Regions from separate parts of the Homo sapiens genome. Here region 2 is linked to region 1. Evidence: read pairs that join two places in POLR2A ChIA-PET (ENCODE). Cell type or tissue: A673. All regions are shown on one strand. Links, peaks and the distances in the headings refer to the core of each region. The heading gives the core; the rest is flanking DNA. Region 1 has its middle 97 kb from the start of LINC02674. Region 2 has its middle 80 kb from the start of CASC2.

What was found. Peaks named below come from ENCODE experiments on the same cell type or tissue, not always from the same donor. Only the 100,000 strongest peaks of a DNase experiment are listed, where the experiment ranks them.
Region 2: POLR2A ChIA-PET joins it to region 1 with 8 read pairs; 2 of 35 experiments call an interaction of 5 or more read pairs at or near these places.

The regions. Positions count from the first base shown.
Region 1 is chr10:117,823,576-117,840,499 of GRCh38, forward strand. No RefSeq gene overlaps it. Among named protein-coding and RNA genes, the nearest start is that of LINC02674, 97 kb to the left of the region's middle. RefSeq lists enhancers at 6,573-8,090, 14,678-15,464. In A673, for the core only: no CTCF peak of the experiment used is centred there; a DNase peak (open chromatin) is centred at 7,466; H3K4me3 peaks cover 499 bases; H3K27me3 peaks cover 3,603 bases.
Region 2 is chr10:117,958,661-117,975,584 of GRCh38, forward strand. No RefSeq gene overlaps it. Among named protein-coding and RNA genes, the nearest start is that of CASC2, 80 kb to the right of the region's middle. RefSeq lists an enhancer at 7,628-8,990. In A673, for the core only: no CTCF peak of the experiment used is centred there; no DNase peak of the experiment used is centred there; H3K27me3 peaks cover 3,546 bases.

The DNA.
Region 1 (16,924 bases), core at 5,094-10,093:
AGCAGGCACTCAATAAATGATGATTATTACTATTCTTTTGAGGAGAAAGCATTGGTAGGAAAAGCAAATTACAAAACTGCCATCTTACATTGCATAGCAATTCAAAGATGTTAAATGGCTCCTACCAACATTATTTCACATATTGAGTCATAACAGCTTAGAGCTAGAAAAGATGTAAGTATTATCTGGCCCAATTCCCTCGTTTTCTAGATAAAGAAACAGAAGGCCAAGAAAAAGGACCAAAAAGGGGAAAAATAACAGTAATGTTGCAGTAACAGAAATAATATTAAGAGTTTTTAAGAAGTTACCATAACAACAGCAAACAACAACTATATCTCAGGCACTGTCCTAGGAACTTTGTGCTGATTTATAACAACCCTACAAGATACATTTTATAATAGTCTTTATTTTACAAAGGGTGAAGCTGAGGGTCAGAGAGGTTAAGTAACATGCACAGGATCACACAGCTAGCAAGTCGTAAGGCTGGGCTTTGAACCAAGGAAAAGAAAGGGAACTAACACTCATTGGGCACCTACCACCTAGCACAGGGGTCCCCATCCCAGGTCATGGAGCACCATGGCCTGTTAAGGACCTGACCACACAGTGGGAGGTAAGCGGTGGATGAGTGAGTGAAGTTTTATCTGTCTTTACAGCCACTCCCCATTGTTCCTGTTACTGCCTAAGCTCCGCCTCCTGTCAAGATCAGCGGCAGCATCAGATTCTCATAAGAATGTGAACCCTTTTGTAACTGTGCATGAGAGGGATCTAGGTTGCGTGCTCCTTATGAGAGTCTAATGCCTGATGATCTGTCTCCCATCACCCCCACATAGGACCATCTAGTTGCAGGAAAACAAGCTCAGGGCTCCTGCTGGTTCTACATTATGGTGAATTGTATAACTATTTCATTATAGATTACAATGCAATAATAATAGAAATAAAGTGCACAATAAATGTAATGTTCTTGAATCATCCCCAAACCATCCCCCCACTGCCTGGTCCATGGAAAAATTGTCTTCCACAAAACCAGTCTCTGGTGCCAAAAAGTTTGGGGACCACTGACGTAGCAGTCCAGGTGCCAAATATCTCCTCAACCTTAACCCACTGAACTCCTTACAGATCAGTACCTTTATCCCAAATTCACCCATGAGGAACTCAAGGTTTATGTGATTGTCCTGCCACAAAGGTGCCAGATGGCAGAGCTGGGACTTGAACTTGGCTCCTAGTGCCCTCGACCATAATTGGCTTAAGACTGGTAGAACAGGCCAGCAAGAGCAGACTGGAGGCCTTGCCTTTTCATTCACTTTTTGTTCTACACTCAGGACAGCTTAGCTAACCTAGCTGTGCAGCTTTTACAGTTTTCTGTTTTACATGCAGAAAAGACATCTTCTGTCTATAATTCCTTAAGACTTGGGGAACTGACCTAGGGCTTTTAAGATCTCCAGGACACAGAATGACAAGCATATCCATTTTCCAAATTTCCAAATTCACCCAATACCTGTATTAACAGAGTCAGTAAGATGTTAACATACAACAATATTAGCTGAGGCTGATGTCTGATGCTCTGGCCAAGCCCTTACTGTCCGCGGCTGAGAGGATATGAAAAGTGTAACATGTATTTAGACATATTGGGAAAAAGTACAAAGCGATCATCTGTTTGTATCCCCCTCCCATATGTGGCCACAAATGGAACACATTGAAAAGGTCATGAGAGATCAGGAGATTTAGTGAACTGGGCACAATACAGCTTTGTGGTCCGGTTTATTTTCTCATGACAGTGTAAAATATAGATTGAGATAAACTAAAATCCCTCATATTTGGTTTTATAGCTTAAATTCATAAATTCTCCACATTCATTAGAAAGTGATGTATTATCTGCACCCACTTGAAAAGATAGTATCCCAAGGGATGGATACAAGAATATTAAAAAAAAATTCCTGATCAAAGAAATATTGCTTCTTTCTTCCTTTCATTGAGCAGATGTGCAATGTGTCCAGAGAAAGAAATAGAGAAATTCCTGAGTGATTTATTTGATGAACCTAGTCTTAACCGAGGTTATTGCATGCCTGATATCATGACGGGGATTATTAGTTTCTAGTTGAAAATGACCAGAGAGAGTCCTGTTCACTTCATCAATATGGTCCATTTATAGGTTGTCAGGGAGGCGACATCGTGCAGCCACGGCACTTTGTCTTGGAGTTATTTCTCTATTAGATGCTTGCTTGTCTTCATCACGAAGACTTCTGGCTATTTAAGAAAACCCAGACCAGGGAAGATATGTCTGTTCTATCCCAGCATTTAAGACATTAAAAGCAGATGCATCACTTAGGAAAATGAGTCTTTTATTCATAGAGGCATCACAAAAGCACTTTTTGCCACAGAAAAATAAAAACAGATCAAAAAATGAACTTTTTTCGAGGGTGAGAGTTGACTTTGCTTTAGCTAAAAGAGATACTTCATATATCCAGTGGTTCCCAGATTTTGTGAAGCAATAAAATTATTTTTAAAAATTGGTGTATGGAGCTCTATGTAGGATTGGCAATTCTTTATTTTGCCAAATCAAATCATTCAAATCTTTTCAGAAATTTATATATTGTCTTCAACATTCTATAAAGAAAGGACATGTTAATACACACATGAGATTTTAAAAGCACATAAAAATTTTAAAAAGAACATAATCTCAGGGAAAAAAGCATTACTTCCTAGTAGAGAGAGCATAAAGGTCTCTCTCTATAGACTCAAGAAGCTGCAATCATTTATCAGAGCTGGTTTGCAGACAATCTTTGAGAACCCCTGGAAAATCTGGTAGAATCTGTAAGGAGCGAGATTGATGTTAGAGATGAAAACTTCATGTTCTGAAATTTTTTTGTAATTCTAAAATACTTGACTAAATGGTTACAGCATGAACAGTAATAATGAGTAGGTAGTACCATTTATTAAGTACATACTAGATGTCAGCTCCTTGCTATGTGGGTGACATGTGGGTGTCTTTTAATCCTTGAAGCAACTGGTAAAATCAGTATTATTATTGCCACTTTATGGATTAGACACCCAAGGCCTGGAGAAGTCACACATTTTGCCCAAGGAAATTCAATAGAAGTATTGGAGCTGGGATCCCAATTCAGGTTCCTCTGAATCAGAAACCAGTGCACCAGCCACTCAGTACCCTGCCTCCTTCTGACTGTGTTCTACTCTACTGACTTACGGGCCTATTTTCCCGCATGTACTCAGTGTCTTTTTTTGCCTTCAAATCCTCAACACTCAGTGCAGAGCCTGACCAATAGGAGACACTTAATAAATGCTTATTTTTAAAGAAATGAGTAAATGAAGACTTCTAGTTTTGGAAATTTGTTTTGCACATAGGATGCTGTGAGGATTAAATCAGATCATGTAACAAAGCACTTAAAACCACGCCTGACATACACAGGAAGTCCCTGATATATGTGAGTGACTGACTTTCATTACGGGTGTTGAGAAAATCAGCTTACCTTTGAGAAAGCTCTCCTGGCTTGGTCTGCTGGAGAAGTACTAGCAGCCTCACAGAGGAATCTTCTAGCTGAGTATCTTCTATAGAAAGATGTAAGAAAAAAAATTCAGAAATGACAATTTATAAAATGCCCCTGTGTCCTTTTTTGTTCTTCTTTTGCTGCATATTATCATTATAACACGTCATGATTTTTATATATATTTATTATATATATTATTCTATAATATATACTATGCATACTTGTATTATATAATTTTATAATATATAATTATATGAAATATATAGATTCTATAGAATATATATAGATTACATATAGATGAGAATATATATTCAATATATATGATATACATAGAATATTGATAATATTGATGGGAATATATATATTCAATATATATCACATATATTGAATGTTGATTCTCTAGATAGATCATAGATCTATAATATAAAGTCCTTTCTCTTGTGGATAAAGGATTTGCAACTTAATAATAAATAAAAGCAGTCCTGAGGGTCTTCTTGATGAAAGGATTTTTAAAACAAACCTTGTTTTGTTAGGCCTCAAAGGAAACTTAAAAGAGTTTGAGCATTGCAGTTCTTCTCCGTAGAAGATTGGAAGTACAAACTCTTCCTTATTTGAAAAAGCAGAGTTGATTACTGTATTTAGAAAGAACTCCCTGACCTTCTCTGTGGATATTCTTTATAGATACAGTCTTAAACTCAAGCTTAGAAATTTGTTTTCATTTATGTGTACAGTCCCATGGAAGGTGGAATTGCGAGTCAGACTATATTACTAGCATCAGGGCATCATGTTATTTTCCCAGAACTTTGCTGGAAATTTTCCAAGACGGTAACGAGAAAACTATTTACAACAAGGCCCTTTTGACTCTGATTTCTCTACTCTAAATTACAAGAGGTCCAGGGACAATCCTTCCCAAGGCACAGTCCAGGAACAGATCGAGAAGGTGATGTCCTTGCTATATTTCATTTCAGTTACTGATACTCCCCTGGTTTGTCTGCCTTCTTGGACAGATGTTTCTCTGGGCAAAGCAGCCCTGGCTGATGAAATGATTTCTAAGTCTCTTCCATCAGCAGGATCAGGGGACAGGAGACTGGTTACTCTTCAGCCCTTCAGATGAGTAAAACTGTTGAAAGTCAGGGTTACTGTGAAGCAGAACTTACAAATGCCTTCAGTCTACTAAGTTGCACTGTGGATAAAGACCTCATTGCATTTTGCCTTATAAAGTAACTAGGGGTTACCTCAAAATAAAAAGGACAAAAGAGAACATTTAGGAAAAATAAATTTCATGCCAGTTTATTTTTCCCCATCAGAAACAGGCTAATTTCTGGCACATGGTACCCTATGTTCATGCTTGGTGTGATTTCAATGTAGTAAGTTTTAGACTCTGGTGCTGACAGGTAAACAACCATTTTCCAACTTTACCTGTAGATGGAAAAATATAAGTGGCTTCAAAATAATGAATGATTAAATATTGCTTGTAATATGCTAGCAGATACATAATGCCTACATTGAGTTTTTCAAAAATAATTTTATAGGTATACATTTTAAAAAGAACTATAGGTCAATTCATAGATACATATATTTTTTCATACATCGATATATTAAAAAGATTACTTTTTTCATAGATAGATGTTTTCCAAAGAATTATGGGTTAAATAAAAGCATCTTTTTTACATCCTCGTTGGGAGAAAATTATGCAGAAAAATCCTTCAGCAGCATAAACTTTTACCTCTGCAGACCACTTCCTTTCTTTCAGGAACAATACATTTGAGTGAACCAGAGTGTCTCTGCCATTTACATGCAGAGTGTCCCTTCCAACAGGAGCAATTGGATGTTATACCTGAAACCATGTTCAAACAGGAATGATGTTAAGGGCACAGAATGTAAAGATGACTTTGTTTTGTTGTTTTCAAGGTAGATTCTCAAAGACCTATGGCTCACAGGCCCCAGCCTTTTTGCAGCAAATTAAAAACAAAACTTAAAAACAAAACCAAAAACCCATCTTTTCTATACTAGATCAGGCCCTAACGGTTATTTTATTTAGACAAAAAGCTTGATTCAGAACCAACTTCTCTCCTCCTCCCTCTCACTGTCTCCCTCTCAGTCTGCTTTAAAGGTTTTTGTTTTTGTTGCTTTTTCAACCAATTCCCTTTGCACTTGTGAAGGATAATGAATTGGTGCTCTTAGAGGAACTTGAACTTCTCCGATAAAAGATGTTTAAAGTCGTTAACATTGACATGATTATCTTCAGAGTTTGGCCCTATTAACTTGATTATTGAACCACTGTTTATTGTCATTGTCACAGTGCTTAACTGCGAAAGGTCAGATCAGAACGAAAGAACCCAAGATAGAATGACTGATCTTTAAATAAAATAGCTGCCGTCATATGCTCCCATTTCAAGATGGAAGACACAAAATGCTTCTGACTTCAACACCAGGAAAACACCAAGTTATGTTGAGAATCTGCAAATGTGAGCGGGTATCAGTGTCCTTAAAAATGCCCATGCTTTTTGAGCCAGAAATTCTACTTTTAATTCCAACTCTGCCAAGGAAGCAGTAAAACACATAAAGAATTGTGTTCAAAGCTGGTCATTTTAGCTTTGAATAGCAAACAATTGACAACAATCTGAATGTCCAACTATCGGGGATTACTTAGGTTAATTATATTATCATATGTAATGCTACAACTCAAAATCATACCTTCAAATAATATATCCTAAATATAGGGGAAATTCATGCCTTATTATGTAAACTGCATTTCAAAAAATTACAAGGACTGAACCCGATTTCATGACAAATGAAGTATTTGTGTTTGTGTAACAACAAAATCTGAGGGCTTTACCAGCGCTTACCACTCGGTGGACGGGGGTATTCTTTTTATTCATTCTAAACATTTTGCTGGAGTTCCTAAATTTTCTGCCACCATCACCTATTTCTATGATAACTAAAAAAATAAAAAACCAAAAACCAACCCAAAAGCCAGCAAATGCTATTTTTAAAAGCCAGAAAGGATGCAAGCCCTTGTGCTGAGGTAGTTATCTGAAGCACAGATCCACAGTCCATACACAGGCAAGCAGAACTGCAAACCTGTCTCATGGCTCCGCTATTCCAGGACCTGTATAGAGTTGTCAAAAGGTAGTCCCATAACACGCTTTTACAGCTCCGCATCCTTTATTAATGCCACATGTACTCCTGTAAGGTTATTAAGTGATATACAATAATTGTCTGTATTCCAAAGTGGACATTTATTTCACTCCAGTCCTGCGGCTCTATTTCAGTACCATTTCTCACAACTGCATTTTAGGAATCATCTCAGTGGGCTGTTTCTCTCGTCCCTCTCTTTTAATGCAAGCCGACCTAATGGCCCCGGTAAGAAATTAAATATAATTACCTAAGGAATCGCACAGGGCAAAATGAGATCGCACCGTCTTCCGAAGTGGAACAAGGCGTGGAGGCCCCTCATCCCCGGTCCTCCCCAGAGTTAATTTGCCTGTATTTCCTCCCTCGTTGAGTGCGCTCACAGGCAGCCTCACAATGACCTGTTTAGTTGGCAGTGGAAAATTATGTCATTTGCAAGCAAGCTTTCAGCTGTGATATTTTATAATTGTTAAGATGAAAACCCGATAATCCTCTCCCCCTTCACATAAACTGCAATCCATCTTTAAACCTGTGATAATTCCTAAAACCTGCTGCTTAATAAACTAACAAACCCCAGGCCTATGTGATTTTGCGGGGAGTCAATCTTTGATCAGCCAAGCTGAAATAGGTCTGATAAGGGGACGCCCTTCCACTCTAGAGTCGCCACTTGAGTAGGTTATTGCTGTTTCCTGCCATCCTCAAGTGCCAAATAAGCAGAAGTCTTCCGAGCTTCTTATCTCTTTCACTTTCTTCTCGAGATCTCTGTCGCTTTAATCCGGCGTGTCTGCTGCTGGTTAACAAGGAAATCCTATGTCAATTATCGCCAACAACTTCCTGCTGCGAAGCAGCGGGGAATCAAAGCGTTTGAGAGCCTTTTCACACCCGAGAGTGGTGCAGGGCCTAATTAAATGGCCCTCATATCCTGCAGCCTGGTGGAGGCCGCATGATAGATAGCTAATGAAAGATAGCCTAATTTTTCGCAGAACTGTTTGGAGGCTGGTGGGCTGTCCGCTGGGCTGCAGGTGTGTCCCGAAGTGGGGCTGCGTGGGTGTTTTTTTTTTCCACTTCCGCTAAATGTAGTGGGCCTGTGATCCGCATTGGACAACAGGGAGCCCGCCTTCGGTAAGGTGCATCTGATTAGAGCTGCTCTGGGAATCAGAGGCCCAGATGGAGTGGGAGAAGGACGGGACATCCAAGGAGACACTGAAAGACATGAAGTTCAGGCCTCAAAGGAGACCACTGCTCCGTGAGATTATTCACCTACCTCCAACACAAGACATTCCCTTTCCCGTCCAGGACTTCTCAGCAAATATGATGCTGTTTTAAAAAACTGATTTTATAAGATCACTGCAAATCATTCTCTTCAACTGACTTATTCCTGCTGAAGATACACATAATCTATAGACAAACTAAATGAAAAATAGACATTTTTGTTGTTGTTGCAAGAAATGCATTTTCTCTAGCAATTTCTCTCTATCTAAAGCAGTGGTTCTCACCATGTGGTCCTGAATAAGCAACATCAGCTTTACCTGGGAGCTGGTTAGAAATGCACATTTCTCGGGCCCCACCCCAGCCCCAGTGAATCAAACACTCAAGGGGTAAGACAGTCATCTAGGGTTTAACAAGCCTTCCAGGTGATTCTGAGACATGCTAACATTTGAGAATCACGTGTGTCCAAGAAACTCCTCTGTAGATGGCCAGTGTAGGTTAATCATGAATATCACCATTTGTTTCAAAAATCTAGCATGTTACATAATGGGACACCCTGTGTTATTTAACCTAACTCCATGTCTTTCTACATTTTATCACATGCTTGTGTCCAAGGCTGGAATCATTTCCTGAGTTCTGACTCATGATGTAGTACCTTGCTGAGTGAAGCGACTTTTGTTTTAATTTGAGGAGGTGGGAGTTGGGATAGAGAAGGGAGGCGGTGGAGACTGTATCCACAGAAATATTTGAATCTATTTTCTAGAATTGTGATTCTTAGGCTTTGGATTTTTCAAAAATTCAGGGCTGGGTGCAGTGGCTGAGGTGGTAGGATTGCTGGGACTACAGGTGCACAGAGCATGGTGGTGCGTGCCTATAGTCCCAGCTACTTGGGATGCTAAGGTCGGAGGATCCCTTGGGCCCAGGAGGTCAAGGTTACAGTGAGCCTGGATTGCACCACTGCACTCCAGCCTGGGCAACAGGGCAAGATTCTATCTCTGGAAAAAAAATAGGGTATTAAATAGGGTTTGTTGCTCTTTATTTTGTAATGAATAACATTCAACACCTCCCCCCCCCCCCACATTTCATAAAAGAAGGAACATTTTTAAACATGCAAAAGAAAACAGTAAGGATATAATTTCAATAGAAAAGTCAATCCTTTAAGTGGAATCAGTTTATGTTTATAAAAAACATACTGTCCTTCATTTACCCTTTTCGTTGAAGATTCAGTTGCCAACTGTCATCTAGAAATGGCTAGTGCAGCTTTTGATTGAGGAGAGAGGGTGCACGGAATGAGAAATCAGTGGTTCTTAACCTAGGCTGCACCTTAAAATCACCTGGGGAGCTTTAAATACTACCCAAACCTGGGCATCCTCCCTAGGGATTTTGATTTAATTGGTCTAGTTTGGGGCACAAACATCAGACTGTTTGTTTATTTATTTATTTATTTATTTATTTATTTTTATTATTTTATTTTTAATTATACTTTAAGTTTTAGGGTACATGTGCACATTGTGCAGGTTAGTTACATATGTATACATGTGCCATGCTGGTGCGCTGCACCCACTAACGTGTCATCTAGCATTAGGTATATCTCCCAATGCTATCCCTCCTCCCTCCCCCTCCCCACCACAGTCCCCAGAGTGTGATATTCCCCTTCCTGTGTCCATGTGATCTCATTGTTCAATTCCCACCTATGAGTGAGAATACGCGGTGTTTGGTTTTTTGTTCTTGCGATAGTTTACTGACAATGATGGTTTCCAATTTCATCCATGTCCCTACAAAGGACATGAACTCATCATTTTTTATGGCTGCATAGTATTCCATGGTGTATATGTGCCACATTTTCTTAATCCAGTCTATCATTGTTGGACATTTGGGTTGGTTCCAAGTCTTTGCTATTGTGAATAATGCCGCAATAAACATACGTGTGCATGTGTCTTTATAGCAGCATGATTTATAGTCATTTGGGTATATACCCAGTAATGGGATGGCTGGGTCAAATGGTATTTCTAGTTCTAGATCCCTGAGGAATCGCCACACTGACTTCCACAATGGTTGAACTAGTTTACAGTCCCACCAACAGTGTAAAAGTGTTCCTGTTTCTCCACATCCTCTCCAGCACCTGTTGTTTCCTGACTTTTTAATGATTGCCATTCTAACTGGTGTGAGATGATATCTCATAGTGGTTTTGATTTGCATTTCTCTGATGGACAGTGATGATGAGCATTTTTTCATGTGTTTTTTGGCTGCATAAATGTCTTCTTTTGAGAAGTGTCTGTTCATGTCCTTCGCCCACTTTTTGATGGGGTTGTTTGTTTTTTTCTTGTAAATTTGTTTGAGTTCATTGTAGATTCTGGATATTAGCCCTTTGTCAGATGAGTAGGTTGCAAAAATTTTCTCCCATTTTGTAGGTTGCCTGTTCACTCTGATGGTAGTTTCTTTTGCTGTGCAGAAGCTCTTTAGTTTAATTAGATCCCATTTGTCAATTTTGGCTTTTGTTGCCATTGCTTTTGGTGTTTTGGACATGAAGTCCTTGCCCACGCCTATGTCCTGAATGGTAATGCCTAGGTTTTCTTCTAGGGTTTTTATGGTTTTAGGTCTAACGTTTAAATCTTTAATCCATCTTGAATTGATTTTTGTATAAGGTGTAAGGAAGGGATCCAGTTTCAGCTTTCTACATATGGCTAGCCAGTTTTCCCAGCACCATTTATTAAATAGGGAATCCTTTCCCCATTGCTTGTTTTTCTCAGGTTTGTCAAAGATCAGATAGTTGTAGGTAAGTGGCATTATTTCTGAGGGCTCTGTTCTGTTCCATTGATCTATATCTCTGTTTTGGTACCAGTACCATGCTGTTTTGGTTACTGTAGCCTTGTAGTATAGTTTGAAGTCAGGTAGTGTGATGCCTCCAGCTTTGTTCTTTTGGCTTAGGATTGACTTGGCGATGCGGGCTCTTTTTTGGTTCCATATGAACTTTAAAGTAGTTTTTTCCAATTCTGTGAAGAAAGTCATTGGTAGCTTGATGGGGATGGCATTGAATCTGTAAATTACCTTGGGCAGTATGGCCATTTTCACGATATTGATTCTTCCTACCCATGAGCATGGAATGTTCTTCCATTTGTTTGTATCCTCTTTTATTTCCTTGAGCAGTGGTTTGTAGTTCTCCTTGAAGAGGTCCTTCACATCCCTTGTAAGTTGGATTCCTAGGTATTTTATTCTCTTTGAAGCAATTGTGAATGGGAGTTCACTCATGATTTGGCTCTCTGTTTGTCTGTTGTTGGTGTGTAGGAATGCTTGTGATTTTTGTACATTGATTTTATATCCTGAGACTTTGCTGAAGTTGCTTATCAGGTTAAGGAGATTTTGGGCTGAGACGATGGGGTTTTCTAAATAAACAATCATGTCGTCTGCAAACAGGGACAATTTGACTTCCTCTTTTCCTAATTGAATATCCTTTATTTCCTTCTCCTGCCTGATTGCCCTGGCCAGAACTTCCAACACTATGTTGAATAGGAGCGGTGAGAGAGGGCATCCCTGTCTTGTGCCAGTTTTCAAAGGGAATGCTTCCAGTTTTTGCCCATTCAGTATGATATTGGCTGTGGGTTTGTCATAGATAGCTCTTATTATTTTGAAATACGTCCCATCAATACCTAATTTATTGAGAGTTTTTAGCATGAAGCATTGTTGAATTTTGTCAAAGGCTTTTTCTGCATCTATTGAGATAATCATGTGGTTTTTGTCTTTGGCTCTGTTTATATGCTGGATTACATTTATTGATTTGCGTATATTGAACCAGCCTTGCATCCCAGGGATGAAGCCCACTTGATCATGGTGGATAAGCTTTTTGATGTGCTGCTGGATTCGGTTTGCCAGTATTTTATTGAGGATTTTTGCATCAATGTTCATCAAGGATATTGGTCTAAAATTCTCTTTTTTGGTTGTCTCTGCCCGGCTTTGGTATCAGAATGATGCTGGCCTCATAAAATGAGTTAGGGAGGATTCCCTCTTTTTCTATTGATTGGAATAGTTTCAGAAGGAATGGTACCAGTTCCTCCTTGTACCTCTGGTAGAATTTGGCTGTGAATCCATCTGGTCCTGGACTCTTTTTGGTTGGTAAACTATTGATTATTGCCGCAATTTCAGCTCCTGTTATTGGTCTATTCAGAGATTCAACTTCTTCTGGTTTAGTCTTGGGAGAGTGTATGTGTCAAGGAATGTATCCATTTCTTCTAGATTTTCTAGTTTATTTGCGTAGAGGTGTTTGTAGTATTCTCTGATGGTAGTTTGTATTTCTGTGGGATCGGTGGTGATATCCCCTTTATCATTTTTTATTTTGTCTATTTGATTCTTCTCTCTTTTTTTCTTTATTAGTCTTGCTAGTGGTCTATCAATTTTGTTGATCCTTTCAAAAAACCAGCTCCTGGATTCATTGATTTTTTGAAGGGTTTTTTGTGTCTCTATTTCCTTCAGTTCTGCTCTGATTTTAGTTATTTCTTGCCTTCTGCTAGCTTTTGAATGTGTTTGCTCTTGCTTTTCTAGTTCTTTTAATTGTGATGTTAGGGTGTCAATTTTGGATCTTTCCTCCTTTCTCTTGTGGGCATTTAGTGCTATAAATTTCCCTCTACACACTGCTTTGAATGCGTCCCAGAGATTCTGGTATGTTGTGTCTTTGTTCTCGTTGGTTTCAAAGAACATCTTTATTTCTGCCTTCATTTCGTTATGTACCCAGTAGTCATTCAGGAGCAGGTTGTTCAGTTTCCATGTAGTTGAGCGGCTTTGAGTGCGATTCTTAATCCTGAGTTCTAGTTTGATTGCACTGTGGTCTGAGAGATAGTTTGTTATAATTTCTGTTCTTTCACATTTGCTGAGGAGAGCTTTACTTCCAACTATGTGGTCAATTTTGGAATAGGTATGGTGTGGTGCTGAAAAAAATGTATATTCTTTTGATTTGGGGTGGAGAGTTCTGTAGATGTCTATTAGGTCCGCTTGGTGCAGAGCTGAATTCAATTCCTGGGTATCCTTGTTGACTTTCTGTCTCATTGATCTGTCTAATGTTGACAGTGGGGTGTTAAAGTCTCCCATTATTAATGTGTGGGAGTCTAAGTCTCTTTGTAGGTCACTCAGGACTTGCTTTATGAATCTGGGTGCTCCTGTATTGGGTGCATGTATATTTAGGATAGTTAGCTCCTCTTGTTGAATTGATCCCTTTACCATTATGTAATGGCCTTCTTTGTCTCTTTTGATCTTTGTTGGTTTAAAGTCTGTTTTATCAGAGACTAGGATTGCAACCCCTGCCTTTTTTTGTTTTCCATTTGCTTGGTAGATCTTCCTCCATCGTTTTATTTTGAGCCTATGTGTGTCTCTGCACGTGAGATGGGTTTCCTGAATACAGCACACTGATGGGTCTTGACTTTTTATCCAACTTGCCAGTCTGTGTCTTTTAATTGGAGAATTTAGTCCATTTACATTTAAAGTTAATATTGTTATGTGTGAATTTGATCCTGTCATTATGATGTTAGCTGGTGATTTTGCTCGTTAGTTGATGCAGTTTCTTCCTAGTCTCGATGGTCTTTACATTTTGGCATGATTTTGCAGCGGCTGGTACCGGTTGTTCCTTTCCATGTTTAGCGCTTCCTTCAGGAGCTCTTTTAGGGCAGGCCTGGTGGTGACAAAATCTCTCAGCATTTGCTTGTCTGTAAAGTATTTTATTTCTCCTTCACTTATGAAGCTTAGTTTGGCTGGATATGAAATTCTGGGTTGAAAATTCTTTTCTTTAAGAATGTTGAATATTGGCCCCCACTCTCTTCTGGCTTGTAGGGTTTCTGCCGAGAGATCCGCTGTTAGTCTGATGGGCTTCCCTTTGAGGGTAACCCGACCTTTCTCTCTGGCTTCCCTTAACATTTTTTCCTTCATTTCAACTTTGGTGAATCTGACAATTATGTGTCTTGGAGTTGCTCTTCTCGAGGAGTATCTTTGTGGCGTTCTCTGTATTTCCTGAATCTGAACGTTGGCCTGCCTTGCTAGATTGGGGAAGTTCTCCTGGATAATATCCTGCAGACTGTTTTCCAACTTGATTCCATTCTCCGCATCACTTTCAGGTACACCAATCAGACGTAGATTTGGTCTTTTCACATAGTCCCATATTTCTTGGAGGCTTTGCTCATTTCTTTTTATTCTTTTTTCTCTAAACTTCCCTTCTTGCTTCATTTCATTCATTTCATCTTCCATTGCTGATACCCTTTCTTCCAGTTGATCGCATCGGCTCCTGAGGCTTCTGCATTCTTCACGTAGTTCTCGAGCCTTGGTTTTCAGCTCCATCAGCTCCTTTAAGCACTTCTCTGTATTGGTTATTCTAGTTATACATTCTTCTAAATTTTTTTCAAAGTTTTCAACTTCTTTGCCTTTGGTTTGAATGTCCTCCCGTAGCTCAGAGTAATTTGATCGTCTGAAGCCTTCTTCTCTCAGCTCGTCAAAATCATTCTCCATCCAGCTTTGTTCCGTTGCTGGTGAGGAACTGCGTTCCTTTGGAGGAGGAGAGGCGCTCTGCGTTTTAGAGTTTCCAGTTTTTTTGTTCTGTTTTTTCCCCATCTTTGTGGTTTTATCTACTTTTGGTCTTTGATGATGGTGATGTACAGATGGGTTTTCGGTGTGGATGTCCTTTCTGTTTGTTAGTTTTCCTTCTAACAGACAGGACCCTCAGCTGCAGGTCTGTTGGAATACCCTGCCGTGTGAGGTGTCAGTGTGCCCCTGCTGGGGGGTGCCTCCCAGTTAGGCTGCTCGGGGGTCAGGGGTCAGGGACCCACTTGAGGAGGCAGTCTGCCCGTTCTCAGATCTCCAGCTGCATGCTGGGAGAACCACTGCTCTCTTCAAAGCTGTCAGACAGGGACATTTAAGTCTGCAGAGGTTACTGCTGTCTTTTTGTTTGTCTGTGCCCTGCCCCCAGAGGTGGAGCCTACAGAGGCAGGCAGGCCTCCTTGAGCTGCGGTGGGCTCCACCCAGTTCGAGCTTCCCGGCTGCTTTGTTTACCTAAGCAAGCCTGGGCAATGGCGGGCGCCCCTCCCCCAGCCTCGCTGCCGCCTTGCAGTTTGATCTCAGACTGCTGTGCTAGCAATCAGCGAGACTCCGTGGGCGTAGGACCCTCCGAGCCAGGTGTGGGATATAGTCTCGTGGTGCGCCGTTTTTTAAGCCGGTCTGTGAAGCGCAATATTCGGGTGGGAGTGACCCGATTTTCCAGGTGCGTCCGTCACCCCTTTCTTTGACTCGGAAAGGGAACTCCCTGACCCCTTGCGCTTCCCAGGTGAGGCAATGCCTCGCCCTGCTTCGGCTCGCGCATGGTGCGCGCACCCACTGGCCTGCGCCCACTGTCTGGCACTCCCTAGTGAGATGAACCCGGTACCTCAGATGGAAATGTAGAAATCATCTGTCTTCTGCGTCGCTCACGCTGGGAGCTGTAGCAGACTGTTTCAATGTTCATAAATCGCGTGGTACTCCAGAGCGTCTGAAAGTTCCCCCAGGGACCTTACTCAAACGCCGACTCTGGTTCTATAGGTTCTGAGGTTCTGGTTCTGAGGTTCTTCATGTCTAACCAGCTCCCTGGCGATGCTGTTGCTGTTGGTCTTTGTACCACATTTCGAGCAGCAATGCCTAAAGCCTCTTACCTGTAAAGGATTTCCAGGTACTTAGCAGAAAGCCCAGCTTCTCTCCCAGTATTAGCTGACGGGCCTGTTCCCTCATTTTCTGGAGGGGAGAGACCATCTTTTCAAGGTCAAACTGAACGCAGAGGCAGGGCTGTGGCTGCCCCAGCTCCGTGGCTGCCCCAGCTCCAAGGCTGCCTGGATCTCCACCCCAGAGGCAGCTGCCGGCTTGCTGGTGTGACCTCAGGCCCCCTCCTGGCTCCCCATCGGTGTACTGCGGTTACCCTGGCCATTCTGTGGTAAACCAGAAAGCCTAAATTTGGCAAAGTGATGCATGTGATATTGGAAGCCAAAGAAACAAAGTAAGGAGGGACTAGAAAATTATGTGGCCAAGTTCCTGGCCAAATTCTGTTGCCTTCACAATCACTCCAAATTTGTCTTACTTTGCCGTAGAGACCAGGCCTGAGGACTTCCTGAGGAGAAACTGACATGACCAGGGTGAGATGCTCCCGCTGTTGGACGTCCTCCATGGAGAGCTGGGCGGAGACCTCCACCAGCCTCAGGGGCATAGACTCAAGTTCCTGTTCCTTCACCATAACCCACATCATCTGTGAAATTAGGGCTGTTTCTCCCAGCCTTTGCATTTATCTCAAGCTTTGTGATACACTTCCCTTTTCTTTGTTCTTGCTATATCTGTGATCTTGGTCAATTTACTTAACTTTCTGGGATCCCCAGTGTTCTTATCTGTAAAATGGGGTAATAGTAGCCACCTCATTCAGAGGGGTTCTTAAGGGTTAAATGAAGCAATAGTTAGCAGGGAGGCTTCCACATAAGTTCTCTGGAAGTTATTTGATCATACAAAGGATCATTCCCTTGGTTGTGTGGGACATTTTGAAAAGCATATGGATTAGGGGTAGAAGAGACCTCAGAAGGTGTCTGGATCATTCCACCCTATTTTACAGATGAGGAAACTGAGGCTCACAGAAGTCACATGACTGCCGCAAGGACACTCTTGGATAGTAAAAATCCAAGCATGGCCTGCCCCAGATCTAACTGTTTTGGATTTCCACACATATGTATTGCATATATTTGTAAGTTGCCTTAAATCCTCTTTGAACCAAGATCAGTTAAAAAGAGACTGCTGATTTGACAGCCTTTCCACACCATGTCTCCTTCCTGAGATAAGGGTCCTCAGGAATGGTAAGTCCTGGCCCTCATGGGGCTGTTCCCCACTCCTGGGCTCACAGTAGACACTACTGATCAGTCACGTCTGTTTTGCCTCTGAATCCACAGCCTCAGCATCTTCAGCATGGGCTTCCAGAAGGCCTCTACCAGCTGGCCAATCATGATCCACGTGTAAACACTTCCCAGACCCCGTTTCCCCTTTTCTGGTTCCTATAATCACAGGCCTTGGGAGCAAGCTTTCAGAATGCACCTAATTGGTTT
Region 2 (16,924 bases), core at 3,872-8,871, 130 kb after region 1:
TTAAAAACTAGCCAGACGTGGTAGTGCATGCTTGTAGTCCCAGTTACTTGGAAGGCCGAGGTGGGAGGACTGTTGAGTCTGAGGGGTTGAGGTTGCAGTGAGCCAAGATCATGCCACTGCACTCCAGCCTGGACAATAGAATGAGACATAGTCTCAAAAATAAATAAATAATAAATAAATAAAAATTTTAAAAATAAAATTAAAAGCATGGATAAAACCAAGTGTTGATGAGGCTGTGGAGCAACGAGATTTCTTATCTATCACTGATGGGAATGAAAAATGGTATAGCCACACTGGAGAACAGTTTGGCAGTTTCTTATAAGCATACACTTACTATATAACCTAGCAAATGCACTCCTCAGTATGTATTCAAGAGAAATGAAAATGGCGTGTTCCCACAAAAACCTGTACATAAATGTTTATAGAAGTTCTATTTACTTATATAAGCCCCAAACCCCTACTGACTTCTATAGCCCCAAACGAGAAACAACCCAAATGCCCTTCAACAAGTAAACAGATAAGCAAATGGTGATACAAACATCCCAAGGGGTGCAACTCAGCAATAGGAGAGAACAAATGACTGCTGCATGCAAACAACTTGGTTGGCTCTCAAGGGAACCACGATGCATGTAGAAAGCCATTGCCAAAGGGTTAAACATTTTATGATTCCATTTATATAACATTCCTCAATTTACAAAATTAAAGTAATGAAGAACAGATCAGTAGTTGCCAGGGGTTAGGGCTGGGGAAAGGATGAAATTATTAAAAGGTAACATGAAGTCACTTCTCAATTGTGAAAGAAGAGTTTCGTATCCTGATTGTGGTGATAGTTACCAGAACCTAAAATTTGATGAAACTATACATACACAACATTCATGTAAAAAATGTGGAAATCCGGGTAAGGTTTTTACCTGAATCAATAGCACTGTGCCAATGTCAATTCCTAGTTTTGACCATGTACCATGGTTATGGACGATGTTACCATTGGAGGAAACTGGGAGTAGGGTATACGGGAATTCTCAGTACTCATGTTGTAACGTCGTGTGGTCTTAACTATTTCAAAATAAAAACTTATATTAGAAACAGCACATAAGTGCATATAAAATTACAATTCTGTTAAGTGCTACAGGGAGAGCTATATGATGCTATGGAAGCCTCTGATGCAGGGATTGACCTGGTGATGCAGGTCAGGGAAGGCTTGAAAATGAACTGAGATCTAAGGAAAGGATAGAGGTTAATGAGGTGAAAAGGGCAGGGAGGTTGAATCCAATTCTCTTGACTTAGGAAGAGTTCAATAAGGTAGAAAAATAGTTCTTTCCATGAACCTCCAAAGCTGAAACACACAACAGTGCAGATGAGCAGTGAAGGCTTCATCTATGGTGGGTAAAAAAGAAGGGTTCAGGGACCTAGGAAACCCGTCAGCTACTGGGCAAATTAGAAGGGTAGGGAGAAGGGAAGCAAGATAGCTAAGAGAGAGGGTGGGGTGAACCCCAACAAGTCAAGTCAGGAGCCCTCTAAAATCACTGCAGGGCTTATTGGTGTATGCTAACCTCTAAATCCCCAACCATGGTGAGGGAATTCCCCATCCACAGGTGTTTCGGTCTAAACTCACTTTACCTGACAGGTACAGGGGAGCTGTGGGGAGCAGCCTGTGAGCTGCTTCTGACTCAGTAGAGTGTTAGGGAAGAAAGAAGAGCAGAAGTCAGACACCTTCCCTCCTTCATATATATCCCTTCCCTTCTCACAGCCATTTCCCTGAGCCTAGCCTTCCACCAGGGAGCTTCAGGAGCTGAATGAGACCCACGCTTTGGTTCTCCCATCCAGCAAGTTACACCACCTCTTTGGGCAACAGTCTACCCCTCCATAAAGCAAATCTAGACCAAATGACCTCACAGCTGACTCAATCCTTGGGTTTGTTGATTCTGGCTTCTGGCTTTTTGATCTGCATTCAAATTGCTCTTTCATTTTTGTCTGCAGTCATCTGTATGAGTACCTAGAGAAAGACTGGGGGAAACAGTCATGACTACGTTACAAGCTTCTTTTTAAAGTCATCCATTTGTTGTGAGAGAGTTCAACGGTTATCTAGAAGCTAGGTACAAAGTACAGTCTGCATTTATGAATCCCTGGAAATAATCTTGTTAGGTCAAGTACAAAGAATTATTTTACTCGCTAAGTTCCAATGAAAAGGAGAAATTGGATATACCATTATATAGACTTCTAAACTAAGAGAGAATTTAAATTTTCTCTTAATAGTGATTTGACTCAGCTAATATTTATACATTTAATAAAAGTTTCAACATTTTAGTTAAAATGCTATTTTTACAGTAGTCTTCTGCTCAGAGAGATTTAAATTATATTCATTAGTAGTGTCATGTTCAATGACTGAAGCCATAACATCAGAGTGAACCCAATTGACGGGCAGAAATATATTTGCTTAACAAAAAAAGAGCAAAAGAGACAAAGGCAGACATGAATAGGAAGGGTTTTTTTTTTTTTTTTTTTTTTTTTTTTTTTTTTTGGAAGGCTGACAGTTCTTCCCTCCAAGCAAATTATTACTTATCTATCCACCCAGCCTGATAAAAATAATCACAAATATTTTGAATGCCTGCATTGAAAGATGGATTTAGAACGTTCAGTGCTCACAGTGGCAGAATGGTTATGTATGGTTTCATTTGGACTCACAGCCGACCAAAATATGGGTGTTTAAGCCTGTGGAGCAGGAGCAACTAATTGATCCCACTTAGGAGACAGACTGTGAATAATGGGCCATTATATTTTGATGGAACACACAATTGCCTTGAACTTCTCAGAAGTTCAGGTGTGGGGATCCAGCTACCTGGGGCAGTTGCTGGAATGTGATGGTCTGCGGGCTTCTGATCATGCATCTGCCTGCTGCACCCCTCGTAGGGCCCAGCTCCATTTCACGGGAATAACTCACCTATTCATGAACAATGAGGTTCAAACTGTACCTTTCCTTAACACAACATTAACTCTCAAAGAGCTGGAAATTCAGCACTCGGTTTCGTGAGCTTAGATTGCAAATCAGTCACTGAGAACATTATATGAGCAGTAATCCCATTAAATATATCATCTTGCAAATATCTAAATCCAGTTAATTAACTTGTATTGCAAAAGAGCTTGGAGATATAGTTTTCAGAGAGCAACCATACATTTTAGGGCCCTAATTATACTTAAAGTAAATTTCAGGCTCTAGTTTTTATAAAAAATAGGTGGAAAACCGCCTTCTAAGGAAAAAATGGATTGATGGAGGGCTACGTTTATGAGATTTAAACAGAAAAGATATTTAAACATTTCAAAAATTAACTGCTTTCTTGCATAAACTTTTTACTTGCATTGTAGGGCGGTTTTTTAATAAAAGGATTAAACAAAGTCTGCTATTTTAATTAAAATTCATAGCAATACAATGTCATCTTTGCAATGGTCGTAGAAATTAACTAGCTCATGAATTTAGCCATTTCAGAGTTCATAATAATTTGACTTCAGCATAATATCCAAACCCACATGATATGTAGATTTTAAAATAATCACAGCAAGGATTTAAAAATAAAAATAATAATTTCACCTAGTGAAAATCCCATTACTGAGTTAGACATACATGACAACATTGGCTTAATAATTTCTCAGTGATCAATAAGTGTCTGGGATGCATACATAGCTCTATGTAGCCATATGTGTGTATGTTGCATGAAATTTGCATAAATTGAGTGCTCTGCATAAACTTTGCAGAAAACTCTGTAGGTGTACGTTTATGTGTGTCTTTCTGTCTTCCGATACCACTCACTCACTTCATGCTTGTTTTGAACTAGCCTCATACCACCCACCAAAAAAGTGGATCATCAGTGGTATTTGTCAGTAAAATAAACCCTCCCAATATATGCTTTGCATTATGTTTCATGAAAAATCCACACCCTTTAAGTGCAAAATTCAAGACTGACTTATTTTAAAATAGTTTAAATTGTGGTTTCTCTAGACTATTATTCAATGCTGACATAAAAAAACTAGCAATAAAGTATATGAATACCTTCAATATAAATAGTGCTTTTCTTCTAGATAGTTCAAATTTTCATCCTATGTGTAAATCCATTCATATGTATGAAGAACACATACAATAAAATCTTTTAAAATCTCAATGCCAATTGAAGACTGTGGCAGATAAAGTTTTTAAAAGATGTCAACAGGACTGGATTTATTCATGCTAAAATCCATGACCCCATTTGGGGCATCATTTGGGGCATCATGGTCCACTGTTCTGAAGAATAAAGTTTCAAAAATATTCACAGATTCTTTCTAACAATATCATTCTCTCTATCCAAATGTCACCAACACTGAATATACCATTTTTATTAGGAAACTGTCTTATTGGATACTTATACCACAACTGTTTTGAGGAACTTATTGTAATCATTCACACACTAGAAAAATAAAGAATTTAGTTGATCACACAGCCTTTTTTAGGGACTCTGCAACTGTTATCGACAGAAACTGACAAGCATCTAACTCCAGAAAAAGGAAATAAATAAATGCAGTTTCTCGTTATATAGCACAGGCAGGTATTTCTGGTATGTTGGTAATTTCAGGAAAATGTGGACTTGCCTCAAGAAAACTTTTGGAGACGACCTCTTCACACCCATCTTCTAAGTGTTTGCTATTAACTGTCCAAGTGCTATTTAGCATTGTATGTGAATCATCTCATGTTTTCCTTCTAACAGCTCTGTGAGGCAAGATCTATTATTTACCCCATTTTACAGATGAAGAATTCTAGGCTTAAAAACCTGTAATCTACTCAAAGCCTAAGACCTAGCAAGTTATGAAGTGGAAGTTCCAATGGAAGCCCATCAAACTCCAAAACTCATACTTTGAACTGATAAGCTACACCCTCCATGAACAGAATGTCCTTTACCCTTAATTTTGTGGTACCCAATTTTGATTTTGTAAACTCACATTAGAATTAGGAATACAAGGATGTGGTTGTTTGGTCATTTGTTACCCAATGGTGTGGAGGTGGTTAGAATGATACATCCCATAGGAAACAGCGTGTCCATTGGCTGAGCTTGAGCAGAACTTTGAACATGTGAGCTTGGAAACGCCACTATAGCGAATGGTGGGTGCACCAGGAGCTCCTTACTGATAAGTTTCCCCATGGAGGCCCATATATTGCTTGTTTTGACATCTTTTATGTGCAATGTGGGAGGCACAGTGCAAAGCAAATTTAAAACTCTTAGGTTCATTTTCAGGGCTGAAGTTGTGTCTAGTGAAAGGGTTAAATGCCTCCCAGGCCTCCCTGCTTCCACTCTCTCCTGGATCATGTTGTCTAAAAGCAGGGCTCCCCGCACCACAGCAAACCGAAGAGGTACCCTAATGACAGTATAATTAGAAGTATCATTGTGGTAATGATTCTTTTCATCTGGAGCACAGGCTGCACAGAAAAGGGCTCTTCATTCAGCTAATTCCACCTGCCTATCTTTTTTGCCTCTCCCCAGCCTTTTCCCCTAGGTCAGTAGCGCAGGGTTAATACCAGGTGTTTGACAAGTCCTCAGACTTGGGGCTCATCAAACTAATTAAAGAGAAACACATCCAAATTCTAGTGAATTATTTTACTTTAAAAAATGCTTCCCATTCATCTGGCTTGGTGAGTTTGATTAATGAAGACGACAAAGGAGCTCTTGTTCCTGCAACCCACAACCACTTGGTTCGGGTTCAGTGGGCCCAGGGAGAGGCATCCGTGCCTTAATCTGGTCTTTCTTTCCTACTTAAAAATCCAAAGGGTAGAGAGGTTTCTGATTTTATCAGACCCACCAAGGCAGGAAAGGAAAGACAAAAAACATCTTGATGCACTAACTTAGCATAGCCAGAATTTATTTGTTTAACTTAAACAACCCTTAGAGGACTTCCCTTGTTTATTTGCCACACATAGGGTAATCTAAGACATTAGGAAAGCACTAGATTTGTCAGTATATTTTAATATCCCTAAAACTAATAAACTTCTGAAGCATGCCCTTCAGTGGTTTATTCACAGCACCTCTCACTCAGTGCTCGCTCAGACTTTCCTATGGTGTTGCCAACTCTCTGAGCACAGACTCATTGGTGATATACACAATGACCAAGAACATCCAGGGTCTAAACTTGGGAAAGAAAAATGAAGTTTTTGATTCTTTTTTTTTTTTTTTTTTTGAGATAGAGTTTTGCTCTTGTTGCCCAGGTGGGAGTGCAATGGCGTGATCTCGGCTCACCACAACCTCTGCCTCCCGGGTTCAAGCAATTCTCCTGCCTCAGCCTCCTGAGTAGCTGGGATTAGAGGCATGCACCACCACGCCAGGCTAATTTTGTATTTTTCGTAGAGACAGGGTTACTCCATGTTGGTCAGGCTGGTCTCTAACTCCCGACCTCAGGTGATCCGCCCACCTCAGCCAGTTTTTGATTCTTAATGGGAGTAATTTTTTTAATCAAAGGATTTTTAATTCCTATAGATAATTAGGAATCAAAAGTACATCTTGAATGGAGTTGTTTGCTGCATTAGCAAGATATGTCTGCATATTAACTAAGTAAAGCATTTGAAGATAGATTTGAGCATTTAGATTAATTTTAGATTAAAATGCATATGCTTCTGCCAGGTTAAAAACAAAATCCAACAGAAAACCATAGTAATAAATCTAATATATTAAATAAAGGATAGATATTTAATATGTTGCTTTTAATAACATTAACCAAATTCATCATGAGATTAGGGCTTTAAAACCCATAAGCCATACATACCCTCCCCAAGTCCCCAAACCCTAAAATGCCAAATTATCCAATCCAATATATACCCCTTTGGTACTGAGACATTAAATGACATTTTAGTATTATCTTTAAGATAATTATTCAGGCACTTGGACATCATTTTAAATTCCATCATACATTTGAACCTACAATTTAAAAGACAGACATTTTCTTTCAACAAGTTTCTCTTAAAATTTTGAGTTTATTTTCGTGAACTTAAATTTATGGTGATTAAAACTGTTTAATGAAAAACATCCTTTTTTGAAGCACACATCCAGTCTTGTCAATACTGTCTCACCAATTTTGACTAACAATAAAAATTATTTTATGTCTGAGAAATGAATTCATACTTGTGAAGTTCAATAATTTCCAAGTTTAAAGTTTACAGTTTCCAAGTTTTAAGTTTAAGCACTAAGTCCATAGGCAGATGAATCTCTTTTTTATCCAAAAAGAAGAAAAACTCAATAAATAGATGGTAGTAAAATGGGTTAACTTTGGGCAACATTTCTTATGAGGCTTGGGAAATGTTAATTCTGCAGGATATTAATAAGTATTATTAAAAAATAAAAAACAATTATACAAATTGTTTTGCTTTAACCCATTATTAGAAATATTTTCAAATATACAGAAGAGTTAAAAGGGTAAATAGCTTTAAAAAAACAATAAAACCTGGTAAACAAAGTTAAGCTGGTTTCTTCACAGCAGGACTTGTCAGGGCCTTTGATACACCAATGGACACGGGCAGTTTCTAAGAGGAGAACAGGAAATACATCGTGTTCTAAATTAATTTGTGGCATCCTGAACATTTAGTGTCCCCTCTAACCTCTAATGTACTTGAGAAATGCTGATTCACAGCAAACCCAGAGGTTCTGTGATTTTCATTTAAAACTCTATCCCAAAAAGCAAAGAGCTGGGTGCCAAACAAATTTATAAGAAGAAAGATGCTTTAAAAAATCGTGGTTTGAAAATTCATCAGCAATTTGAAAGATTCACAGTGTAAAGTTTACAAAAGAATTTGGAGGCAGGTTACCTTGCAGTTGATTCAAATATGCTACCTTGTTCTAAATTGCTAGCCTCTCCTTTCTCAAATGGACTCATGCTCTAAAATCCAGGCAAGGATTTGAAACTGGCAAGAAAATAATCCAGATGAATAAAGGTCTTGTTTCTCTTTAATCCTACCATTACCTTATAAAGACTTTTTCAAAAAAATTGAAATGTGGCAGTGAGTTTTTTTTTTTTCAATTTAATGTGAACACTGAAGGTAGAATTGTTGATGGTTAAGTTAGCTAGAAGTTTTAGCAAAAATTATTTTGAAATTCTCATTTAATTCTTGCTCAACGGTAAGAATCCAATCAATGCAAAATGTGAAGCCCAGTGTTGTTGAATTTCCCTGCTTCTTTTTTAATGTTAAGAATTGGATTTTGGAATGCATGGGTTTTCACATGTTAATGTTGAAATTGAATTCAGTTGTGAGCACGTTGTAAGATGCAATAGGAAAACTATTATCAAAAGGCAGTCGTTAACCTTTTTGAAAATTTTTAGTATTGTTTTGTTTCACTTCTTGCTATAATCCTAACAAGCACAAACGCATCTCCGTTAACCCGCCTCTTAAAGAAATTGCTAATATCTAAAAAAAAACAAAGCTGATCCTTCACTCTTATTTTCATACCAAAATAGTTCATTATATTTTTTTCCAGAATCTTCTTTTACCACCCTAGGGAACAAAATCCCAACTATGGATTCAAAATGACAGATTTTGTGGGTTTTACTTTTCAGAGATGATGTCACTTGTGGGGAATTGTTGGGTAAACCATACACTCTTTTCAGAAACCTGCAATTACCTCTCTGAATAAAGAGATCAATGTCATGTTTCTAGAAATAATGGCTAATGATATGTCTCTCAAAAGGAAGTGGCGTTATTAATTACCTCACTGTGAACACACAGTTTATAGACAGCTCAGAGGGCCACTCGCCCAATTAAGTATAATGACTAAAGCTACAGTTAGTCCATCTGTACAGCCTTCTAGATTAACAAGCCTGCAGCTTTACAAGAGTTGTTTAAGGCTGATATGCACAGAGAGGAGAGCCCAGAGGCAATACCTGGACTGCCTTGGAGCGTTGGTATTATTGCACAGCGGCGGGGAGCCCACACCCCTTATTTTTAATCACTCAGCTTTGTTTGGATGTGAGCTACGTTTGTATTGATCGCCCCGCCCCAATTTCCATGCCAAAGTGCATTAATTTATATTATATATTTGAGTATATATTTGTATATTAAATATGTTTAAATGAATATATAAAATTTTAACATTATGTTTATATACTTATATATGAACTATTTAAGTATAAATATATAAAATGTTAAATATTATATTTATATACTTATAAACTATGTAAGTATAAATAATACATAATTTATATGTAATTATATCATACATTTATAAATATATAGATAATTATATAACTATACATTTATGTACTTATATAAAATATTACACAAAAATATATTAATACTCATTAACATATGAAGGTGACAACAACAGCACATCATAACCCGAGGGGGTCAAGGTTAAAAGAACTGACCTCTGTCAAGAATAAAGACCTGGAAACTTTTAAATGATATATCCTTATATATGTGTGTGTATATGTATATACATATACACACACATATATGCATCTTTATTATTATTCGATGACCTCATTCTTTCAGGTAGTAATATAGGCTGATTATGAAGCCCCTGCACATAAATCCACATTTTAAAATGAACTTAATTCTTCTAAAGGATATACTGTTCCTTTCTACCCCCCCATCAGTATAATTTATCATAATGGTCCTCATCTGTTTGCTTCTACGTTTTTTCCTAATTGGCTCCAGGGGCTGCGTATTGAGCTCTGGGGAATGACAAGGGATCCTTAGGGATAGGTTGGTAGGTACCAAAAGGGAGAGGACACCTGGGACCCAGGACCTGGGCCTGACCCTCAGGCTTCCAATGACCTAGGCGAGCACCAGGATTACCTCTGACAGGGGCTGTGGCTGGACCCTGGGGACACGCCTTGGGCTGTCAGAGAGCTGAGAGTTCCTCAGCTGCCCTTGGCCACCCGGCTCAGTGATTTATGACTTCCACAGGAACCAAGCCCTCCCCACCCCAACCTGGAGATAATCCCACCTCCTCCCCATGGTTTGGGTGGATTTTTTAAGTGTCTGAAATCCTGCTATGATAAGCAGGGGCCAGCCTGACACCAGAGCACACACAGAATGGCCCGCGCTGTGTCCTCACCAACAGAGAGCGACACCTGCCCCGCCAGCTGTTGCTTCACTTTGGGTCATTCAGAAGGCCGGAAAACATGCTGATTCACCCAGACGGGTGACTGTGCAGAGCTCTGGACACTCTTGGCAATTTCCAACCTGTTCTTCAGTTTTGGGGTCCAAAGGATAATTGCAGCCTTCAGCTAGTTATAGCTGGACCCCTGAGCCTGCCAGAGTTGTTTTTGGTTTTGTTTTGGTTTGGTTTTGGTTTTAAGCACAGTCACCCGTTTCCATGTGTTTCTTCCTCCATTTGTTCACAAATACTTATGAAGCAACAACCAGGTCCCAGGCATTATTACCTATGAGAAGAAATGATAAGGCCAGATTGGAATCTCACCTTCACCACCTACTGACAGTGACCTTGAACAAACAACTCAATCTCTATGAGCCTCAATTTGCCCAGTGGGCAAACTGGGGTCAATATTCTCTAATGTCAAAGGGTAGCTGTGATGATTACATGAGATAAAATACTACATGTAAAGTGCCTGACAATTTGCCTAATACAGTTGAGGCCCTCAGTAAATGTGTGTTCCCTTCCTTCTGCTCCCAGAAATTGGTCAAAGTATTGTGCCTGTTTGTCACTAAGTAAAGAGATATCACATCCCGCAACTCAGGGAATGTGCCTGTTTGTCACCAAGGATGAAGATGTCATACTGCACAACTCAGGAAATGCAGGACCTTCCACAGCTCCCACCTGGGCCAAAAGTAACTCTTCCTTTAAAGGTAGGATGGCAGCAAAGGTTGCAGAGGAGGACCTAGGGATATTGTGTGTCTGTGTGTCAACTGTGTTGTTCCCCTCAACTTCTTGTCATGAAACTGTCCCTTACTGCTTTATAAATGCCCAAGCTTCCATTACAGAATACGGATTTAAATTATCTGTTACATTTGAACATGCATAGAATGAACATAACCCAAATTCCTCTCCTAGAGAAACATTTGCATGTGTGGACCAGGAGACATGGGCAAAATGTTCACATGCAGCATTGCTTCTGGAGCCAAAATGAGAAACAGCTGAAATCCTAAGGGCAGTATAATTGATAAGTTGTGGTATAGTTCTTCAAAGGAGTACTATACAGCAATGAAAAGTAATGACATGTATCCATATATGCAAATCTTAGAAACATAAAATTGAGTAAATAAAAGCTTGTCACAGAGTAATACAGAGGGTATGGCTTCATTTATATACAGGTCAAAACATGCAAAATAATGCATATTCCCACTGCTTCAATTGACTAGCCTAAGAAATGCATATATGTATATTTTAGGGAATGTATACATTAGTGGTTAAATTGTAAGAAAAGTGAAGGGATACCAGTCACAACATTCAGGGTAGTGATTGTCTCTGAAGGAAGAAGAGGGGCACAGGAGGTGAGAGGGAGGGAGAGTTTTATATGAATTGGTAACATACATTCTTGAGCTGGGTGGTGAGTTCACAGGTGTTAATTTCATAATTATTGTTTAATCTGTATACATGTTATATATACCCATGTGTATGCTATGTTTCATTATAAAATATTTTAATGTTCCCCATTATATGTGATTCTTGGGAACCCAGAGTTTGTTAGGAGAACAAATACGTACATAAAGACATACAATAATATTTATTACAGCATAATTTGCTGAGTTAAAAAAGGAAGCAACCAAAATATTCCAGTTTAAAAATGGTTAAAAATTTATGGTGCAATAATTTCTTATAAAGAGTCCTTGGCTACCAGTTTTAAGAATAGGAGGCTAGAAAACTAATGAATCTCTCAGCTTTCAAAACTCAGGGGACAAACTGGACTAGAAATTAAGAAGGAGGATTCTTCTTGCTGTTTGGGCTATTTATTGGTCAGAAATATTAATTTAAATGTGAGTTCTCTTTCCATCTCTAGCCACATGAGCACAAAGCAAGTAACACTATGCAAATGTTTTCTACAAATGAGTTATTGCTGGCAGAGACTTTGACAAGGCTTTCTTTCTTGAATAACTTACATAAGCAAAAGAACTAGACTTTGAATCAAAAGTCTTAAGCAAGAAATATGGTGGCTGCCTCTCCCACCAGGATGGAGGTTGATGGGAGTGCCGGAAGCCCTAAGCAAGAAATCAGATCAGGGAAGAGCATGGTGCTAGGGCTCTCCTTCCTGGTCTTCCACCCACAGCACCTTCCCTGGGCACTAGAAAGTCAAATAGAACACCACATCAGCCTTGGTACGCTCACAGCTACCTGGCCTTCAAGTGATCATCAAGGTTAAGATGGGAACCCAGGCTGCACAGGCATTCTGCACTTGGACTCCCTTTGGGTCAGGCATCTTTACATCACTGAGCAATGACAGCCAAGTCTTTCTTCCAACTGCCCAGCTCACCTTTGCATTTCCCCCTCCCCCTGCAGATTGGCAGAGGACCCTAGGATAACCTGGTCTGGCAGCCACCTGCTGGCCAACAGGTCTAAGATGAACAATCCTCCACAGTCTCCATCACTCTCTTTCTGAGATCTAAGGATGGAGCAGGCTCTTCTGGGTGGTTTGAACCATCTCTGGCTCAGAGAACATCAAGTCCAGCCTCCGGCCACAGCAACTGTGAGCAGCCAGCCCATGCTTTGTATGGGAGTGCAGCAAGGCAAGGCTCCCCGAGAGCATCCTACTGTAGAAAACACGATACTGAGTCATCCCAGATCCAAGCATCCAAGTATTCACTTACTCATTCACTCAGCAAATACTCAGTGAGACCCTACTGTGTGCCAAGCACTGCTCTGGTATACGCTGGTTGCTGATATACAAGGTGAATGAGACCAGTACAGTCCCTGGGAAGATGAGCAAGCCAGTAGATAAAAATTACACTGTCTGTGTCCAAGAGCTTGGAAGGAAACGAACAGGAAGTTGAAATAGAGAACAATCAAATTGGGGAACAACATACTTTAAGTAGGGGGCTGGAGAGACCCCTCCACAGTGCCCTGTAAGTTAGGAAGGATAAAAACAAGCAAGCATGGAGAAGAAAAAGAGGAGAAGGTCTTCCCGGAATTAGAAAGAGAAGATCAAATACCCGGAGATGGAAATGTATGTGCGTAAAGTATCTGGATAAACTGAGCCAAGCCCATTGAGGTGGAGGGGAGTGGGCAAGGCTATTCAGTTCCCCTTCCACAAAGCACAGATCTGCTAGCCCAGCATGTGAGTCTAAAGACTATGTCAAGGCCAGGCACAGTGGCTCACACTTATAATCTCCACACTTTGGGAGGCGGAGGTGGCAGGGTCACTTGAGCCCAGGAATTCAAGACCAGCCTGGGCAATAAAGTGAGACCCCATTTCTGCCAAAAAAAATTTTTTTTAATTAGCTGGGCATGGTGGCATGTGCCTGTGGCCCCAGCTATTTGGGAGGCTGAGGCAGGAGGATTTCCTGAGCCCAGGAGGTCGAGGCTGCAGTGAGCCATGATCATGCCACTCACTCCAGCCTGGGTGACAGAGTGAGACCCTGTCTCTAAAAAAGTAAAAGTAAAATAAAATAAAGACCATGACAGCCAGTCTTCTCCTCCTGTTCTTGACAAATGACATGGGCTCACATCAAAGGACCAGTTCTCTGTTCAGCCTCACAACAGACACACTGGCCAGTCCAGTCCAGGCTCTGCTGCAGGGACTGCAGGCCCTGGGACTTGCTGATTCCCATTTTGATGAAATTAGCCTCTTTCAGGGCCCTGGTAGCATACTCTCAGTCCAAGGACACCCTATTTCTGTCCAGAAATGCTATTTGGGGAGTAGGCGTTCAGGGAAAGCGGTTAGATTGGCCAGTCCCAAAGGTCAGGAGTCCCCCAAGTCCCTACTTACTCATAATAAATTCCTGCTATGGAAACTGAGAAGTCAGAAAGCATGCAGTCATCTCAGGCCATCCAGAAGGCCTTGCTTTGCGGAAAACTCGGTGCTCCATCCATCTGGCCAGCTGGAGATTAGATAATTCCAAGAATATCCAGCTGTGAACAGAGGGAAATGAAGGGATCTGTCTGGCTCACAGTGCAGATGGAGAAAGTAATGCTTTTCCAATCAGACTCAGACCCTTCTGCTCTCTGGTTCTGTGGCTAAAATCCAACGGTCAACTATGGATGAAGGGCATGCCAGCCTGAAGTTCTTGATGAGGAGAAGCTAATAAATGTTAACAGCAGCTTTGATTTCTGTTATATTTCATACACACACACACACACACACACACATATATATGTTTAAAATCATACCATAAAATAAAACATAGCAGAAACTTTTAAACCACCTGTAATTTCACAACCCTGGCATATTTTCTTCTGTATACAGTTACTTTTAGCCTTTGCCCTGAAACTTCTCTACATAGTTGTAGTCATGTCTGCACATACTTGTGTTTTTAAATTTTATATTATGTCATAAACACTTTTCCATATTCTTCCCAGCCTTTATAGTTAACGTTTTAATAACGGCATTATTATACTACCGAGTAACTGTACTATAATTTATCTACGCAATACTTTTCTTTTGAACATTTATATGACTTTAGTACTTTACTATGGTGGACAATGAGGCAATTGATATTTTTATGTATATAACTTTTTTCTTTCACATATTGTTGGAAATTTGATATTATTAAATTTTTAATACATTTGTTACCATCTCTCTCCTTTTCAACTGTTACTTCTTTTCTTTTCTTTTTTTTTTTTTCTTATGGCTCCAGCTCAAAGGACCATTACTTTTCTTAGAGTCACTTCTAAATGCAAGTGATTTAGTGTGAAGCTGCTTCCTGGTGAAACACCATCTCCCATGATGACCTGTGGTGCTAAATAGACAGATGGTGCTTCAGCAAATTTCCCATGCAGGCTCATCTGAGATGTGCTTTTGCCAGGTGCAATAGAATTTGGAGTGAAGGTCTTCTGAAGTCTCAGTTCTTGCAACAACCTTTCTCTCTTATATCTAGCTTCTCTCCTTAGGCAGCTTCATAGAATGAAAATGTAACCCTCCCTTGGGAGAGAGAGAACAGGAAGGGGCTTGTCCTTAGACAACAACCGTCTGTCACCTGGAAAGGAGCTCTGACCTAGAGAAGCGTGGTGTGACATGCAAGTTGAAGTCCCTCCAGGAAGCATGTTGTGGCCTATGGTTCTGCACACTCTGGTGTGTTAGTCTGACCCACCTGCTATGGCAAGATACCATAGATTGGTGGCTTATAAACAACAGAAATTCATTTCTTACAGTCCAAGATCAAGTCCAAGTCCAAGATCAAGATGCTGGCAGATTCATGTCTGGTGAGGGCCTAATTTCTGGCTCACAGACAGCAACTTCTTGCTATGTCCTCACATGGTGGAAGGGGCAAGTGAGCTTTTGGGGGGTCTCTTTTATGAGGGCATTCATCCCATCATGAGCTAATCACTTCCCAAATGCACCACCTCCTAACTCCCCCATCTTGGGGAGTAGGATTTCAACATATGAATTGGAGGTCGGGAGGGGACGCAAACATTCAGACCACAGCACCTGGGACAGGCTGCACTCCCTTTTTCTTAATCTGCTCAGTTGGAGGCCGTCACCCCTATGCAGGCTCAGATAATGATACCCAAACTTTATGACTTTTAAATCCACATTTAAGGAACCCTTAACATTTGCAAACAAAGACACTGAGACCAGAAGTGTTCTCTTAATGGGGTTGCTTAGAGAATTTTTCTTGCAGATTTTTATTTTCTTTTGCAGGAAAGTTTTAAAATAGAGATAGGGAGGAGGTTTGGGGGGCAGAAAGCACCATTCTCAAAAGTTTCACCTTTGACAAGTCTGTTAAGATTATCTAATACTATTTCTAGCTCTCCTAAGCAGAGCAGGTACGAAGTTACAGCTGTGGCAATTTTGATAAATCTAAAGAATGACATTTCTGAGAATGACTTTTCTCAATCTAGCCATAACCATCAATGAAGAATTCATGTTACTATAAAATAAAAAATGCCAAGGAATTCACTTCTTTATTGTCAAATTGAGATTTGATGGAAGAAACAGCCAGGCAATTAATTATATTTAGAAACCATGCATCTTGACTTTGAAGTTAAATGTATTTCCCTGTGACTTCATATTGGGAACAGCTTTTATTAAATTCAATTACTTTTCCCTCTGGTCTGCTCCATAAAGGTGCACTCATAGAGAAGGATGGCTCTTAGCAGAAATATTTCCACTGGAAAAGATGGTGATCAAGTGGGTTCAGTCACTAAAAAGAGTTAGTCCTTTATAAGCAAAATGCCAGATGAGAGGGTGTGTTTCTGGTGGTCTTCAAGTTTCACCACTTTCTCATCAGCCAGTAAAACAAAGAAGAAGTAAAAATAGAAGGAGAAGGGTCTCTTTATTTTCCATTTTGCCTTCTTCTTGCCTGTATCCCTACTTAAGACCCTTACTCTTTCCCAGAGGGGTCATCTCAACTCATCTACAGCCCCTTGGATCATGTGATTATTCTCAAGATGCTCCCAGAGTTATCACTTGTTGGCATTGGAGAAAGCCCTCCACAAATGGCCTGGAAAGATAATTGGAATGAAAGCATTAATTCTAGATCCATCTCTGTCTCTAGCCATATGAGACTTGATCATTTCTGCTTCATGAACCTCATTTTCTTCATCTGACCAGCAGGCAGACATAACAACTCTTGACCTCCCTATTCCATATAGCTGTTATGAGGATCAAACAAGATGGTGAGATAATAAACAAGTGATAATTGCAAATCATTGGTAGGATTTTTAATAATAATTTATGAACTATCAAATGTCTGTCATTTAAAATAAACTGTCACTTTGTTTAATAATTTTCTTGTCCAAGTGTTCTAAGTTGTATCTTATTATAAGTAGAGAATGATTATTCTCTCCCTAAGCTACACAAGCACAGT